Regions from separate parts of the Mus musculus genome. Here region 1 is linked to region 2. A link is a loop called in an ENCODE intact Hi-C map of the cell type or tissue named here. Cell type or tissue: left cerebral cortex. All regions are shown on one strand. Each heading gives the region's core, and the rest is flanking DNA. Links, peaks and the distances in the headings are about the cores only.

The links. Hi-C counts contacts between places; a loop is a spot of excess contacts. Peaks named below come from ENCODE experiments on the same cell type or tissue, not always from the same donor. Only the 100,000 strongest peaks of a DNase experiment are listed, where the experiment ranks them.
Region 1: it touches region 2 in a loop (9-fold over the local background); 14 of 42 quality-filtered maps call a loop at or near these places.

What each region holds. Positions count from the first base shown.
Region 1 is chr7:27,833,971-27,842,305 of GRCm38, forward strand. Zfp59 (zinc finger protein 59) reads left to right here and starts at 4,614. Exons shown (of 5, transcript NM_011762.3): 1 at 4,614-4,739. In left cerebral cortex, for the core only: no CTCF peak of the experiment used is centred there; DNase peaks (open chromatin) are centred at 4,108 and 4,585; H3K4me3 peaks cover 1,558 bases; H3K27ac peaks cover 884 bases.
Region 2 is chr7:27,924,340-27,932,674 of GRCm38, forward strand. It overlaps Zfp974 (zinc finger protein 974), which reads right to left and starts at 5,119. Exons shown (of 5, transcript NM_001374027.1): 1 at 4,956-5,119; 2 at 3,062-3,114; 3 at 1,945-2,071. The coding sequence starts at 3,094. It overlaps Gm26891 (a long non-coding RNA gene), which reads left to right and starts at 2,069. Exons shown (of 2, transcript XR_881914.3): 1 at 2,069-3,750; 2 at 4,008-4,135. In left cerebral cortex, for the core only: no CTCF peak of the experiment used is centred there; DNase peaks (open chromatin) are centred at 4,368, 4,568, 5,115 and 7,903; H3K4me3 peaks cover 1,365 bases; H3K27ac peaks cover 847 bases.

The DNA.
Region 1 (8,335 bases), core at 230-8,229, 90 kb before region 2:
GCTTGTCAGAACTCCACAGAGAGAAACCCACCAGAAAACGTCTGCTGGTGCTCTAGTGGTTTCTTGCTGCTTTTCAGGACTCAGCTGATACAGACCCACATGGAGTTTTGCTAAGACTGACCATGTGCTGAGGCAAGACACGGGATGAGGCAAAACTTATGGAGGACACGTGATGTTTGGAGAAGGTATAAATGGTACTCAGTAGACAGTGACTGCACACTTGCATACCTAGCTTTGTAATGCTTCCTTGGGCTTGTGTCTTCAATGATCTTCACTGAACTTCACTTCATTAAGAGAGGCATGACAGACAACTTCTCCTGGTGTTGGGGCTGATCCTGGTCAGTCTTGCTGACTCATGCCCATTCGGTGGAAGCCTAGTGGTTTCTGCAACATCATGTCACCACTGCTGATTCATGTTTGGTGTCCTGACACTGCTGAACTGGACTGCTGGTATTGTGACAATGGAGATTGGAATTGCCCCAAAGAACTACTTCTAAACAGGTCCACATCCCCTTGTCCTTTTTATCATCTTTTCTCCCCTACCTTTGGACAGTGGGCTAGAAGGCAGGTCAAAGCATTTGAGAACCCATAATAAAAACCTAAGCCTACACACACACACACATACATATATACATACATACATATATACGTATATACATACATATACATATACAGATGCATACATACATAATACATACACACAGACACACATACATATATACACACATTCACACATACATACATACACATACTCTCACGATTGTTATAGTTAATGAATCACTTATGCTAGTGCCTCCCTAGAAGAAATCCTGGGCTTTGGGGCATAATTGCTTTTATTCAGAAGCTAGCTCTGCCTCTCATTAACTGAATTTGGGTGGGTAAAGATCTCCTCAACTCTCCTTTTACATTGATGAGTGCACAGTCTATGATAAAGAACCCATCACATTAAAGATCCTAAAGATGACTGATTTTTTAAAATTTTATTTAATGTTCTTTGCTGCATATATATCTGCCTGCCTGAAGAGGGCATCTGATCCCCCTTAAAAATGGTTGTGAACCACCATGTGTTTGCTGGGAATTGAACTCATGACCTCTGGAAGAGCAGCCAGTGCTTTTAGTCATTGAGCCATCTCACCAGCCCAAGATGGCTGGTTTTGTTTGGTTGGTTGTTTTTTGTTTTTGTTTTTTTCTTTTGGTTTTTTTTTTTTTTTTTTTTGAGACAGCTAGAGATATTCTTAAAGTCACTTGTTCTTCTCACAGCCTGTACCAGCGGCTTTTGTGTGCCAATGTAACACAAGCTAGAGTGCTCACAGAGAAAGGAGCCTCAGTGAGGAAATGCCTCCATGAGTGTGGGTGCTTACAGATTCCAAAAGATGACACTGGATCTCCAGGAGATGAAGTGACAGGCAGTTGAGAGCCTTTCAGTATGAGTGCTAGGAACCAAACTGGGGTCCTATATAAGAGCAGTGCTCACTCTCAAATGCTGATCCAGTCTGCAGCCCCACTTTTCTTTTTCCTCTTTCTAACTTTCTATGTTGCTTGCTTGCTTGCTTGCTTGCTTGCTTGCTTGCTTGCTTGCTTGCTTTGCAAGACAGGTCTCATCCTGTAGCTCAGGCTGATCTTGAACTCCTGGCTCTCTTGCCTCACTCTTTCCAGCTCTGGGATGCTGGGATTGCAGGTTCTTCCATATCCAGCTAAATAGGTTGTTCTTTCATTGCGTATAAGGAAGAACTTGCAGAGAATACAGTTTTCTCCAATGCAGCCTCACTGGGTATATCCACCATACCCGAGGACAGGCCACATGCCCAGAAATAATTGGCTAACACAAAATAAACTCAGTGGTATTTGTGTGGACCTTTTGCTTCATTTTGTGTTGTTTTGGTATTTTAGTTTCTGTCCTATAGGTCATAAAGCCTTATTCACTTGTATGCATCTGCATGTACACCACTTCCCACACACATGTAGACAGGCACACTACACTCACATGATAACTAGAAGAAAAGAAGATGAAGAAGGGAATGAACAAGCTCTCCCTCAGTAAGTGGCATTGTCACAGGCCACCCAGAGCCTCATGGGATTTAAAGAGATTTCGGCATAGATGGGAACGAAAGGCAGCTGCCCAGGTTCATTGATTACTATAGGTGCACTCAATTAGACTGAGATCTCTCTTACTTAGGGTTTTATACTGCTGTGAAGAGACACCATGACCACAGCAAGTCTTATAATGAAAAATATTTAACCGAGGCTGGCTTACAGGTAGGAGGTTTAGTCCATCATCATTATGGGGGCAATCATGGCAGTGTGCAGACAGTCAAGGCACTGCAGAGGTAGTTGAAAGTTGTATATCTGGACCTAAGACATCAGGAAGATAGAGAAACACAGGGTCTTGCTTGAGCTCCTGAAACTTCCAAGTTCACCCCCATGTGACACACTTCCTCCCTCAAAGCCACAAATACTCTGCTCAGGACATACCCCCAATAATGCCACTTCACATGAGTCTATGGGGGTGTGACATTATTCTAAACCTAACATTCAGCCAGATGGTGGTGCACACCTTAATTCTAGCACTTGGGAGGCAGAGGCAGGCAGATCTGAGTTCAAGGCCAGCTTGATCTACAGGGAAAGTTTTAGGACGGCCAAGGCCACACAGAGTAAACCTTGTGTCAAAAAAAAAAAAAAAACCCAAACAAACAAAAAGCAAAACAAAACAAAAACCAAGCCCAATCAACCAAAAGCAAAACCTAAGCAGCAACAACCAAAACCCCACATAAGAACATGATAGAGTATGGAAATCAGTGCTCATTGTGGAGAGGGGCGGCTCACTCACAGGATAGATGTGGAAGAGAAGAGGATGGGTGTGAAGTGAGGGTCCATCAGGAAGGGGGAAGGGAATGCAGGGATTTCTCAACACATGCCTACAGTCACCTTCAGAAGCAGGAGAGGAGAAAACTTGAAAAGAAACACAGATGCATCTTTGTGTGAGGAGGAGGAGGGAGAAGCTATGCACACACAGAGCAGGAGACAGAGGCAGAAAGAGCTGAGAGCTGAGACTGGGGATGTGGCCTGCAGCACCCCAGGAAGAATTCAAGTGACTGTAGCTAAGGAAACACTTATGGTGGACATTAATCTCTAGTTACGTATTCAGCGCCCCATGGCTCCTGTGGAGAAAACAGAGGGCAATTAACTGATTTTACTTCCATGAAGGATAAGGGGTAGCACTAAGAAAAGAACTGTGACACAGGAAAGATGGAGCAGACCGACCAGAATCACACTGTGGAGAGAAAGGAGGACGGAACACATTGGATGACAGAAGGCTAAGCATCTTTATAAATGATCCAAAAGCCGGTGAAACAAAACCCAAGCTTTGCAGAAGCAGTCACTTGGGTCTGTCTGGAGACTCCTTGCCTACCTCAGTAATCTGCTCGTGGGATAACTCAAAATAGATGGAGTCTTTAATATTTAAAAGTGCAATACAAAATATATGAAGTAATAGATGCCCCGCCAAGAAAAAAGGATAAAAGAGAAAGCTTTCCACAGCAACATCTTCAGGTAATGAGCGTTTCTCCCACAGGTGAGCGTACAGGAACAGTTCCCTTTCCAGATCCCCTCGTGTCATTAGAGCTTAAGTGTCTCCATTTTTATTGACTTCACTCAGAGTTGAGATGCTGTCCAAATCAGCTATGCTCTGTTGCTCTTGGAGGGTGTTGTTCTATCAGTTTTTTAAATTGACAACATTTGAATGTGTTGATTGATTTTGCTATCATTCCCTATTGTTCTAGCGGGACTTCCCCCCTCTTCATGTTTAAAGGTGTGCTATTTGAGTATACTCTGAGTTAATTTTGTTTATGTATTTATGTACTTATTTGTTTGAGACATTTGGGGTATCCTCTGAATTTTAGTTTATTTAGTCCTTTCAAGACAGTAGGAGTGTATTCTGAGTTTATTTTTAATTAATTTTTTTCAGACACCTCCTCTGCCTCCTTAGGGCGGTGACTAAAGGCATGTGCCACCATAATCTGAGTGTATTTTAGTTCTTAGACAGGGTTTCACTGGGTAGTCCTCGGTGGTCTCTTCTCACAGACATGCAGCTGGCTGTGCCTCCCCATCGCTGGGATAAAAGCCATTGCTACCACGCCCATGTTTACTGTCACTTGATGACTTGGCCTCTTTATTAATCTACCTCCATTTTATAATCGACCTGAGTTTTCTTTTGATCATGCGAAGATGGTTACTTTGAATCTGCTAGAGTATTTATCTTTAATATATTTTCTGTAGTTAACACATAGCTGGGTCTGACTTTTCAAATCTAAATGTGGCAAATTTTGGCGTTTAGACGATTTACAGTACTTTTAATGCGATTAGTTTTATTAAGAGGCTCGTCTAGCCTGCCTAACGGACACAGTTCTGTTGGTACATAGCGATACGGTCCTCAGTCACATTTTCTATCTAAAGCAGGGAATTCAGACTCCTCCGTCTTCTCTACAGGAGAAAGAAAATCAGTTACGCGGAGAACCGGAAGTACCTTTTGCTCAAAGGAGGGCGCCTCCCCTTTAAGCGCGCACCCACGTGGGCACTCCCACAAGCCACTGGACTCGGTTTTCTGATGGGCTGGCCCGAGTTGCACGCCGGGATCTCCGGGACGCTCCAGGCTTCTCCAGGGCTTTGCTTGTGACAACTGTGTTTTCCGGGACCACCGCGCCGGAAGTAGCGCATAGGCTTTTGGTTTATGTCTCCCCAGAGTAAGACCGGAGCCAGCGGGCTGGGAGGGGTGTGTACAGGCGGTGGGGTGGCTGTATGGTGTGTGTGTGTGTGTGTGTGTGTGTCTTTGAGTCTAACTGTATACACACCTTGAGCTCTCTGCATAATCTGTGTCTCTGTGCTTGTCGCTGTCTGCTCCTGCTTTCTCTCAGGGACACAGGGACTAAAGCAGAGGACCAAGCTTCAGTAAGGGGAGGTCAGGTGCGGGGTCTGAAGGGAAGCTTTCCCCGAGGCTCAGACTTGAGCTTAGGGCTATAATTTAAGGACGGGGGTGTCGTCTTGGAGGGAGGGTACTTGTTGAGTCCCCTGACTTTCTCAGAGCTGCAGCCATTGAGCATGCTCTCAGATATGGTCTGCGATCTCATGCTTACTCAGGCTTCCCTAGGTGGCCATTCCAAAGGAGGGCTGGAGAGGGATGTGGATTCAAGAATGAGTTTTCTGTTTCTGTTTGAAAAATGAGGTTTTAGTTTTAGAATATGGAATGGAAGTGAGGGAAGGAGGAACAGGCGAATTGATACCTCCACCATTGTGTCCCTTACATTGTCCCTGCCCTTTCCACTTAGTTTCAATGATCCGTGGCGTCTTCTCCCACAATCTCTACCTTTTCCTGAGATGTTGTAACTAGGAATTTCTAGAGGGTAGCGTTAGGGCTCTCAACTAAATCAATTTGTATCTTGATGGTGTCACACCTCAGATGGCCTTTGATCTTTACAGGCCTTCATTCGAAGCAAGGGAAGAATGTAGGCGATAGATGGTCTGGTCACCAGGGAGGATTTGGGGAGTGGGAAAGTAATAGCACTGAATTTGGCATCCTTGAGGACTAGGTATTTTGTGTGTGTGTGTGTGTGTGTGTGTGTGTGTGTGTGTGTAAAATGGGTAATGTTGGCCAGATGCAGATGAGCAATGCCATGTTTAAATATAGGGATGTGGATCTGTGGTATCCCGTTGGAGTCTTGGTTCTGTCCCCTCAGGCTCTCCAGGCCTGTCAGGAACCTTAGGATGCCTGTGGTGAAGTCTGTTAGCGCAGTGCCGCCATATCCTAAGGGCCTGGTGTGCTTTAGTTGTTGCTCTGTGAGGTCATTTTGGGTTCCTTACCTGGTTATTGCCGCTGGGACAGGGCCAGGGGATGTGGGCCACAAGCGTGGATGGCTGCTCCGGACCTAAGGCTGGTTTGTATAATCATGTACATTCCCTCTTTTAAGGAAAGTCCCCCCCTCTTAATGATAATGTCTCCGTGATAATCAAAGACAGCATGAGTCAAGGTGTGGCTAATGTCTCCACAAAATGGGACCTTCAGAACAGCACTTAAGGCTGTGGGAAAGAACTCTAAAAACATGGATTCAAAAACAAATAATTTCTCAAATAATGAGGATGCGGTATGAATTATATGAGGGGGCTTCAGGAAGAGCCAAGGCAGCTACAGTAGGAGCCAACTTGTCAGGAAACCACTAAGGGAGGAGGTAACGGGGATTAGGGAGTGGCAATTGTAGGAGATCCCACCCCGCTATGGTTTTTGTTTGTGCATTAAAGGGCAGATGGATTCCTGAGCTCAAGGTCAGCCGGGGACTCTTTAATTTAGGCCCACGAGTGGTATAAATGGTAATTTCCGTACAGGGTCCCACCCTGTTAGTTTATCTTTTGTGTAACTGCGGCAGGCAGATCTCTGAATTCTTTTGCAACTCTAAAAAGAAGGTTGTTTGTGTTTGCAGTCTCCTAAGAATTAAGGGGCAGGGTTGGGGGGGTGGGTTCCACTTGATGCTGATTCATTGGCTAGTCCAAAGGGAACCTGGAGTAAATGACTGGATTGATGTGTAAAATAAAAGACAAGGTTTTGATCTGCAAGAGATGAGTTATCCAGAGAAATTTTCTAGAACAGCAAGAGAGAACTTCTTGGAGAGCTGTCTCAAGCAGAAGAGAGAGAGAGAGTGAGAGAGTAGGTGCTATCTGGAAAGCTCCAGGAAACAGACCAGAGAGGAAGCATGCTGTTGAGTTGTCTCGGGCAGAGCTCAGGCTGCTGGCTTTGACTCATCCTGCTGTTTGACTTGGAGTTCTTTGATTTTGCTGCTCCCAGACACCCCTTCCTTCCTCAGAACCCCTCTCCAGCCTGAGGCTGTTCCTAGGTAGTCATCGTGTTTCACAATGTATCTCTTGAGCGTCTGCTGTGGCTGACATTTTGTAGTCCTTGATCGGCTTCTTCCCAGCTCTCCCACTGTCAACGATGGCGCTGCACATCCAGCCTCCGCCACTCAAACCCCAGTAACCGGCATCTTACTGTTCCTAGGAGAAAACAGCTTCAGCTTCTGCATGAGTGAGGTCGTGGGTGTTTGTCTTTTATTTAAAGACTGATTGATTTTCTTCATAATTGTGTGTGGGGAGCTGTGTGTACATGAGCACAGGTGCCCTCAGAGACCTCAGGTACAGCATCCCCTGGAGCTGGACTTCCAGGCACTGTAGCTGTCAGGAAACTGAACTCTGTCCTCTGGAAAAGCCGTAGTGGCTCTCAGCCCCTGAGCCATCCCCAGCCCCCGCAATTGCTTTTTTCTCTTTAGTGTATTGCACGTGTTATTCTCCGTGTGCATCCATGTTGTAGTAAATGGTTCACTGTGTGTGAGCCCCATCCTCCATGTGCTTGGTCCATTCATGTGTTGGTGGGGTCCCGTATCACTGCTATGGAAATGATGCTGGAATGAAAGCGAGAGTGTGACTATCTCTTGGAAGTGTATAAAATGTATACATATTATAAATAATCATAGAATGCATAAATGTGTATGGTGGAGATGCTCAGTGGGTGCAGTGCCTGAAAGCATGGAACAGTGCAGTGCCAGATGCAGCAGTGCATGTCTGCAGTCCCAGCCCTCCTGTGGCAAGAAGTGGGGTGGAGACAAGAGAATCCCTGGCAGGCTGGCTAGCCTGGTGTACGCAGAGGGAGGAGGAAAGGCAGGATAACGGAAGAAGGAAAATCTATATGTAAATATTGTGGGCAGACAAAACTGTAAAATTTTATAAAATTATCTGACATGTACTTGAGAGGTGTCCATGCTGGTGCATGGCTGTAATCTCAGCATGGATGGAGGAAGGAGCTTTAGGAGTTCAGGGTCAGCCTGAGATATAGAAGAGGCCGTCTCAAAAACAAACAAACAACCCCACAGTGGATTGCACCAAGGCTTAGACCTGTTGGCTGGAGCACTGGGTCCCCATTTGGTGATGGCTGCTCCCTGGTGCAGCATCTTAGGGAGGTCTGAGGGTTGTGTGTGCTGCCCAGAGCTTGTGAGTGGAGGGTCAGTGCTGCTGAGTGTAGTACAGAGCACAAGATGGTCCTCACACAGCCCAAGACAGAACAGTTGTGTCAGCCGTGCGGAGGTTGAGAAACTCAGTTCTAAGATCAAAAAGACCTAGGACACCTGAACAAATTTAGTAATGTTTTGTTCAAAATCTCACATAATATGGAAAGAGGGAAACATATCAAACTCACCTCCTGTGACAGGATGTTTTACAGCTAATTATCTTCATAAAGGATCATGGCTTAATTGAGACAACATAAGTGTTATCATAGATGAGGGAAGGTTCTCAGGAGAGT
Region 2 (8,335 bases), core at 107-8,106:
AGTTCTCAAACCCACATTTCTCCAAACAAAAACATGACCAGGTCTATCTCAGCAATACCCCAGTCTCTGGTACCAACATCTGTCTTCTTAGTTAAGGCTTCCATTGTTGTGAAGAGACACCATGACCAAGGCAACTCTTTTAACAATATTTAATTGGGGCTGGCTTACAGGTTCAAAGGTTCAGTCCATTATCATCATGGCAGGAAGCATGGCAGGATCCAGGTAGGCATGGCTCTGAAGGAGCTGAGAGTTCTATATCTTGATCCGAAGGCAGACAGGAAAAGACTGGCTCACATGTGGCTAGGAAGAGGGTCGCCACCCGCCCCCCCCCCCCCCAGTGACATACTTCCCCCAATAAGGTCACACCTCCTAACAGTATAACTCACTATGGACCAAGCATATTCAACCCATCACAGCTATGCTGTCTAATGTAAAACTCTACTCTGCACCTCACTAATGATAGTACTTATTTAGGCAACAGCCATAATGTTCTATGCTTAATTTTCCCAATAATAACTGGGCATGGTGGCACACACACACATAGTCACACTCTTGAAGGACGTAGGCAAGGAGATGTGAAGTTCAAGGCTGGATTTAGTTGCATAGCTAGTCCATAGCTAGCATGCACTATAGAAGATGTGTCTTGAAAAAAGATGTAGTAATAGTAATAATAATAATAATAATAATAACAATAATAATAATAATAATAATAATAATAATAGAAAATAACATAGATTGAGGTAATGCTATTAACTGGATAGGGCTTTACTAAGATTAAATGCTATATTCAAATACTTTAAAGATTGACTTATACTAAAACAAAATCATTATTTTTGAACTTGCATTTATTTACTTATTCAGTAATGCTAGGGATGGAACCAGGGTTTTAAGCATGCTGGGAAAGGGTTAACATGACTGAGTTACTTCCTCAGCCATGGAAATTGCTTTCATTATTACTTATGCTGCCTTCCTTCACATTCACGCCTCATCCTTACAGATTTGCTCACTGAGAGAGACAAACTTCACACTCTAAAAATCCACTACAAAGCAGGTAAAGGAGGTGGTACTGAAGGAAACAGAATGTGTCCACTTCTGCTCTGAGTCAACTCTACTGATTCATTACTAAGTAAACCATAATGGCTCTCGTATTTAGTTCTGCATGTCCAGGGTGTGTATGTGTCCATGAGGGTGTGTGTAGGTATGCATGCATGCACGTATACAGTAGAGAACAGTGTGTTGGGTGTCTTTTCGTTCATTTTTCTCTACGTCTGTATCTGAGACAGGGTCTCTCACTGAACCTAGAGCTCACTGAGAGGACCAACAAGGGGTGGGCAAGCAGGCTCTATGAGGTCCTATTTTCAATCCATTAAATCTCACATTCTTCCTATGGTTAAAACGAAGGAACTCAGCTCCCTCTTTTAAAATTTTATTGATAAAAATTATTTTATGTGTTTGTGAGGATATTTCTGCATGTATAACTGAACACCACAAATGTGCATAGTGAAAGCCAGAAGAGGACATCCTATCCCCTGGAACTGGAAGTACACAGGGTTGTGAGCCACCTTGTGCTGCTGGGAATTGAGCCTGGATCCTCCCCAAGTACAGCTGGTTCTCTTAACAACCAAGCTATTTCTCTAGCCCCTAATTCTATTTATGGATTCATCTGCTTATTTCATTTATATGTTGATTTTGTTTTGTTTTATTTTGTTTGAAACAAGGCCTCACCCTGTAGACTAGGCTAGCCTGGAACTCAGGATGTATCTGAGGGTGATGTTGCACTCACAGCAATCTTCCTGCCTCAGCCTTCTCAGAGAAGCAATGACAGGAATCGGCCTCCATCCCAGCTTCAGCTACCACTGGAAAGATGGCACTGTCCTTTAATTCAGAGTGAGGAAAGCCCACAGTGTAGAGGACACATCCCCCATCCATGGGGCACAGGCTTACCCACTGAGACCAGGTTGCTGTAGGTCTCCAACATCATGTCCCTGTATAAGACCTTCTGAGTAGCATCCAGGCAGGCCCACTCCTCCTGAGAGAAGTCAACAGCCACATCCCTAAATGTCACTGACCCCTGAAAGAGCAAACACAAGGAGAGTGAAACTGGGGAAGCTTTCAAGATGGAAACCAGGAGGGAAAGGACTCAAGCGTGGGAAGGGAGCCATAAGGAAATGCTCAAGGCACCTGACTGCATGAGCCCCCCATAAACGACGACTGTGCCCACCTACATAGCCAATACCTGTGCCTCTCCACTCCACCCACATCCCTCAGGCTATACCCACAGAAGGGAAATGTCACCTGGGGTCAGGGTAAAACACATAAGGAATGCTGTGAGTCCTTGAGTTTATCATACTATCACATGATGTCATTAACATTTGTTGTCATAAGAATGATTTTATACACTATGCAAGAGGCCATAAACTTACTAAGTATAAGTACATATTATGTACATGTTAGGCTTAACCTCTTTCTTTCTTTCTTTCTTTCTTTCTTTCTTTCTTTCTTTCTTTCCATGAATGAAAACAAAACCTTCCAAGAAACAATGTGTCTCAGGTCCTTCTTGACTCTGGAGACTGCAGTCACCTCCCTATCACAGCCTGGATGACCTTTCCCTCTGACACCTGGACTCTCCCCTAAGGCTTCCTCGGGGAAGTCATCTCCTCACACCCATGCATAGGGGAAACTCTCCAACAATTCATCACCAGGCTGACAACACCACAGATGTCAATCAGGTTTCCCAGGGCACTCAATGAGACCATCCCCTCAAAGCTCTGAAGCCCCCAAGGCCCCTGTTTCCCTGTGGGACTGACACCTCCACTGCAGGGACAGTCCTCCCTGAGCACAGACCAAGCAGAGAGCACACGTGGAGAAATGCATTCAAAGACAACCGCAGTGCACGCTGGGAAGAAGCACAGACAGGAAGTGCTCAGACCTGCCAGCCCTCACTGGAAAGGGGCAGACTGGGCTGGGGGAATCCGGATCCTTGGGAAGCTTCAAGAGGGAAAGAGGGCAGGAGTCACCTAACCTGAAGTCACTCTATGTCCAAGAGAGAAAAACAACTTACACAGACCATGTCTTGGGAACTAGAGCTGGCCATTCTTCTTCAGGCTTCCTCCCCTGGGGGACAAAAAGAAAGCCATTCACTGCATTGTGACTTGATGTTCCCAGGCTGACTTCTGTCACTGTGATGTCATCGACTACACTTATTTCTCAAGCCTCCCCACTCACTCTCTCCCCTCCCACCGCTCACAGCCTCCCACACACAAATTGGAAGCACACAGGAGTCTACACAAAGCTGATCACCTCCTAACCCAGACAACCCACGGCCAAGGGGGCAGTGTGGGAGTGCAGGGCACAAACATATCTGCCTTGAACTCCTCCAGAAGAGGCCAGCAGAAGGGATCCATCTTCCACCCTGAGCTCCAGCTCGCCCTGCACCTGGGCCGCTCCTCCTACTGTGCGCAGATCTCAGATCTTCCTACTGGAACCCCACCTATCAAGGCTCACAGGGGCTCACAGCATCCAGGTGGCCCCTCCTGTGTAAACTCAGGGCTGAAGCACAGCGAGGCTGGAGGGGCTGCAGCTGTGATGCTCAGGCAGCGTCCAGCATTCTGTGCCCACTGTTAGTGAATGGGACTGTGCACCATGGACCACTCTCCTGAGAACCTTCCCTCATCTATGATAACACTTATGTTGTCTCAAGCCATGATCCTTTATGAAGATAATTAGCTGTAAAACATCCTGTCACAGGAGGTGAGTATATGTTTCCCTCTTTCCATATTATGGGAGATTTTGAACAAAATAATGCTAAGTTTGTTCTGGGTGTCCTAGGTCTTTTGATCCTAGAACTGAGTTTCTCAACCTCCGCAGGGCTGACACAACTGTCCTGCCTTGGGCTCTGTGAGGACCACCTTGTGCTCTGTAAAATTATCACACTGAACACAATACAAATTTTAAAATTCTGCTCTTCATTATTACCTTCATTTCGTTTTCTCCTTGTTTTGAAACAGGTTCTCATTTTGTAGCACACCCCTCCTGGAACTTGCTATGTGGATCAAACTGATCCTTAATTTACAATGATCCTCCTGCTTCTGCCTCCCAAAATGCTGAGATTAAAATGTACACTGTACAGACTAGAGCTTATGAGTCATTTCCTTAAATATACAACCAGTATTTGCATTCTTTCTAACACTCCCTTGTCCTGCCATACCCTGCAGACAATGAACCCAAGATGAGCACTGTCTATAATGTGGGGAAAGGAAGTGATTTAGGGAGAAAAAGTCAAGGGTAATTGAAATGGTCATGTGAACACCAGGACCTAAGGGCAGGGACAACGTAAGGGCCACAGCGGTGGAGGTATGAATGTGTACGTTCACCTACCTGCATTTACTGACAATTCCATATTATAAAATTGAAAACTCATTTCTCAAACAGAAAAGAAGAGTACACTCATCCTTGACTCTTAGATGGGCAGCAATAATGATCCCATCCTTCTCAAGCCCTCCTTTTGACTGATGGCCTTCGCGGGGAGCCTGCGCAAGGATGAGATCCCCATCATGCTCTGGCAGCATCCGCACTGAGCACTTTCCTTCAGTTCCCTCAACACTCACACAGCTAGGGCTCTGAGAAAGTCATGGAATTCAACAAGTAACCACCCTCCTAGGTCACCCTCGGTGGCACTTTCAGCCCCAAATGCTCCTCCCAAGCTCAAGTCTGTACCTAGCCTGACCTCTCCTTACTGAAACTTAGTCCTCTGCTTTGGTTCCTGTGGTCGCGAGGGAAAGTTGGAGCAGAAAGCGACGCGCACAGAGCCCCAGATAATGCAGAGAGATCAAGGTGTGGACACACACACACACACACACTATCACATCAACAAACAGCGACCCTATACGACCGTCCGCACACGCCCACTCCCAGCCGGCTGCCTCAGGCCTTACTCCATGGAGACCGAAGCCAACCTGAAATTTCTTCCGCCGACCACAAAGATCGGACCTTCCGCATTAGCGGCACCAGAACACCAAAAGCCTATGCGCTAGTTTCGGCGTGGTGACCCTAAAAAATGCAGTTATCACCAGCAAAGCCCCCGTGAAGCCCGGCTCTTGGGGGCGGGGATGCCAGATCTGCGAGCGGAGCCCAGTGGTTTGTGGGAGTTCCCACGGGGGTGCGCGCTTAAAGGGGAGGCGCCCTCCTTTGAGTAAAAGTTACTTCCGGTTCTGCGGGGAACTGATTTTCTCGCCCTTAAAAAGGCAGGGATGCTCTAGATAGAAAATGTGACTGAGGACCACATGCTATGCAACAACCGTACTGTGTCTGTTAGACAGGCTAGACGATCCTCATAATAAAACTAGTCGCATTGAAAGTACTGTAATCGGTCTAAAAGCTAAAGTACAGGTTTGTCACATTAGATTTGAAAAGAGGTCAGACCCAGCTATCTGTTAACTTCAGAAAATATGTTAAAGATAAATACTCTAGCAGATTCAAAGTGACCATCTTTACATAATCAAAAGAAAACTCAAGTCGATTATAAAATGGAGGCAGATTTGGGGGCAAAGAACATTGCCAGTGATAATAAAGAGGCCAAGACATCAAGTGATAGTAAACATGGCTGGGCGTGGTAGCAATGGCTTTTATCCCAGCGATGGGGAGGTACAGCCAGCTGCATGTCTGTGAGAAGAGACCACCGAGGACTACCCAGTGAAACCCTGTCTAAGAACTAAAATACACTCAGATTATGGTGGCACATGCCTTTTACTCTTTTTGTGTCTGAGTTACCTCACTCAGGATATTTTCTAGTTGCACCCATTTGCCTGCAAAACTCATGATGTCCTCATTCTTAATAGCTAAATACTATCCCATTATGTAAATGACCCACATTTTCTGTATCCATTTTTCCATTGGGGGACATCTGGGTTGTTTCCAGCTTCTGGCTTTCACAGATAAGACCTCTATGAACACAGTGGATTTGTGGTATGGTGGGGCATCTTTTGGGTATATTCCAAGAGTGGTATAGCTGGGTCTTTGTGGTTGATCTATTTCCAAACTTCTGAGGATCCTCGAGATTGATTTCCAGAGTAGTTGTATCAGTTGGCAATCCCACCAACAATGTCTTAGAGCTCAGGCTCTAAGATCCAGAATTGATAAATGGGACCTCATAAAACTGGAAAGCTTCTGTAAGGCAAAGGACGTAGTCAGGACAAATCAGCAACCTATAGAGTGGGACAAAACTTCACTAACCCCACATCCTATAGAGGGTTAATATCCAAAATATATAAAGAACTCAAGAAGCTAAGCTTCAAAAATCCAAACAACCCAACCACAAAATAAGGTATAGAGCTAAACAGAGAATTCACAACAGAGGAATCCCAAATGATGGAGAAGCACTTAAAGAAATGTTCAAAGTCCTTAGTGATCAGGGAAATGCAAATCAAAATGACCTGAGATTCTACCTTACAACAATCAGAATGGCTAAGACAAAAAACTCCGGTGACAGCACTTGTTTCTACTGCACTTTTGAAACTTAAAGACTGTATCTATTTTTAAGATATCCCATAGGCTAATACTAGACCAGGAGTCCCCAGCTATATCTAGGTGACTGTTTCTGCAAAGCTTCCTGTTTTGTTATTCCACTGGCTTTTGGATCATTTATAAAGATGCTTAGCCTTCTGTCATGCCAATGTGTTCCGTCCTCCTTTCTCTCCACAGTGTGATTCTGGTCAGTCTGCTCCATCACAGTTCTTTTCTTAGTGCTACCCCTTATCCTTCATGGAAGTAAAATCAGATAATTGCCCTCCATTTTCTCCACAGGAGCTGTGTGGTGCTGAATACGTAACTAGAGATTAATGTCCACCACAAGCGTTTCCTTAGCTGCAGTCACTTGAATTCCTCCTGGGGTTCTGCAGGCCACATCCCCAGTCTCAGCTCTTTCTGCCTCTGTCTCCTGCTCTGTGTGTGCATAGCTTTCCCTCCTCCTCACACCTCTGTCTCCTGCTCTGTGTGTGCATAGCTTCCCCTCCTCCTCCTCACCTCTGTCTCCTGCTCTGTGTGTGCATAGCTTCCCCCTCCTCCTCTCACCTCTGTCTCCTGCTCTGTGTGTGCATAGCTTCCCCTCCTCCTCACCTCTGTCTCCTGCTCTGTGTGTGCATAGCTTCCCCCTCCTCCTCACCTCTGTCTCCTGCTCTGTGTGTGCAAAGCTTCCCCCTCCTCCTCACCTCTGTCTCCTGCTCTGTGTGTGCATAGCTTCCCCTCCTCCTCACACCTCTGTCTCCTGCTCTGTGTGTGCATAGCTTCCCCTCCTCCTCCTCACCTCTGTCTCCTGCTCTGTGTGTGCATAGCTTCCCCCTCCTCCTCTCACCTCTGTCTCCTGCTCTGTGTGTGCATAGCTTCCCCTCCTCCTCACCTCTGTCTCCTGCTCTGTGTGTGCATAGCTTCCCCCTCCTCCTCACCTCTGTCTCCTGCTCTGTGTGTGCAAAGCTTCCCCCTCCTCCTCACCTCTGTCTCCTGCTCTGTGTGTGCAAAGCTTCCCCCTCCTCCTCACCTCTGTCTCCTGCTCTGTGTGTGCAAAGCTTCCCCCTCCTCCTCACCTCTGTCTCCTGCTCTGTGTGTTCATAGCTTCCCCCTCCTCCTCACCTCTGTCTCCTGCTCTGTGTGTGCATAGCTTCCCCCTCCTCCTCCTCCTCACCTCTGTCTCCTGCTCTGTGTGTGCAAAGCTTCCCCCTCCTCCTCACCTCTGTCTCCTGCTCTGTGTGTGCATAGCTTCCCCTCCTCCTCACCTCTGTCTCCTGCTCTGTGTGTGCATAGCTTCCCCCTCCTCCTCACACAAAGATGCATCTGTGTTTCTTTCCAAGTTTTCTCTCCTGCTTCTGAAGGTGACTGTAGGCATGTGTTGAGAAATCCCTTCATCCCCTTCCCCCTTCCTTCCTCCACCCTCTTCTAGATCTATCCGTGAGTGAGCCACCCCTCTCCACAATGAACATTGATTTCCATACTTCCGTCATGTTCTTGTGGGGAGTTTTGGTTGCCGCTGTTCATTTTGTTTTTGTTTGATTTTGGTTATAGTCTTTTCTACATAAGATTTCTCTGTGTGGCCTTGGCTGTCCTTTGTGTTCCTCTGCAGACCAGGCTGGCCTCGAACTCAGAGATCTGTTGCCTCCGCCTCCTGAGTGCTGGGATTACATGTGTGTGCCACCATAATTGGCTGAATATTTATATTTTAAATATGTCAGACCTGAATCTACTGAATATGAAGTATGCCTATTGTAATTAGCGAGCCTGGGCCGCTGCCTTCCCCCCCCCTCAATGCTGAACGACCTTTAAATCCCAAGGAGTCCTGGATCGCCTG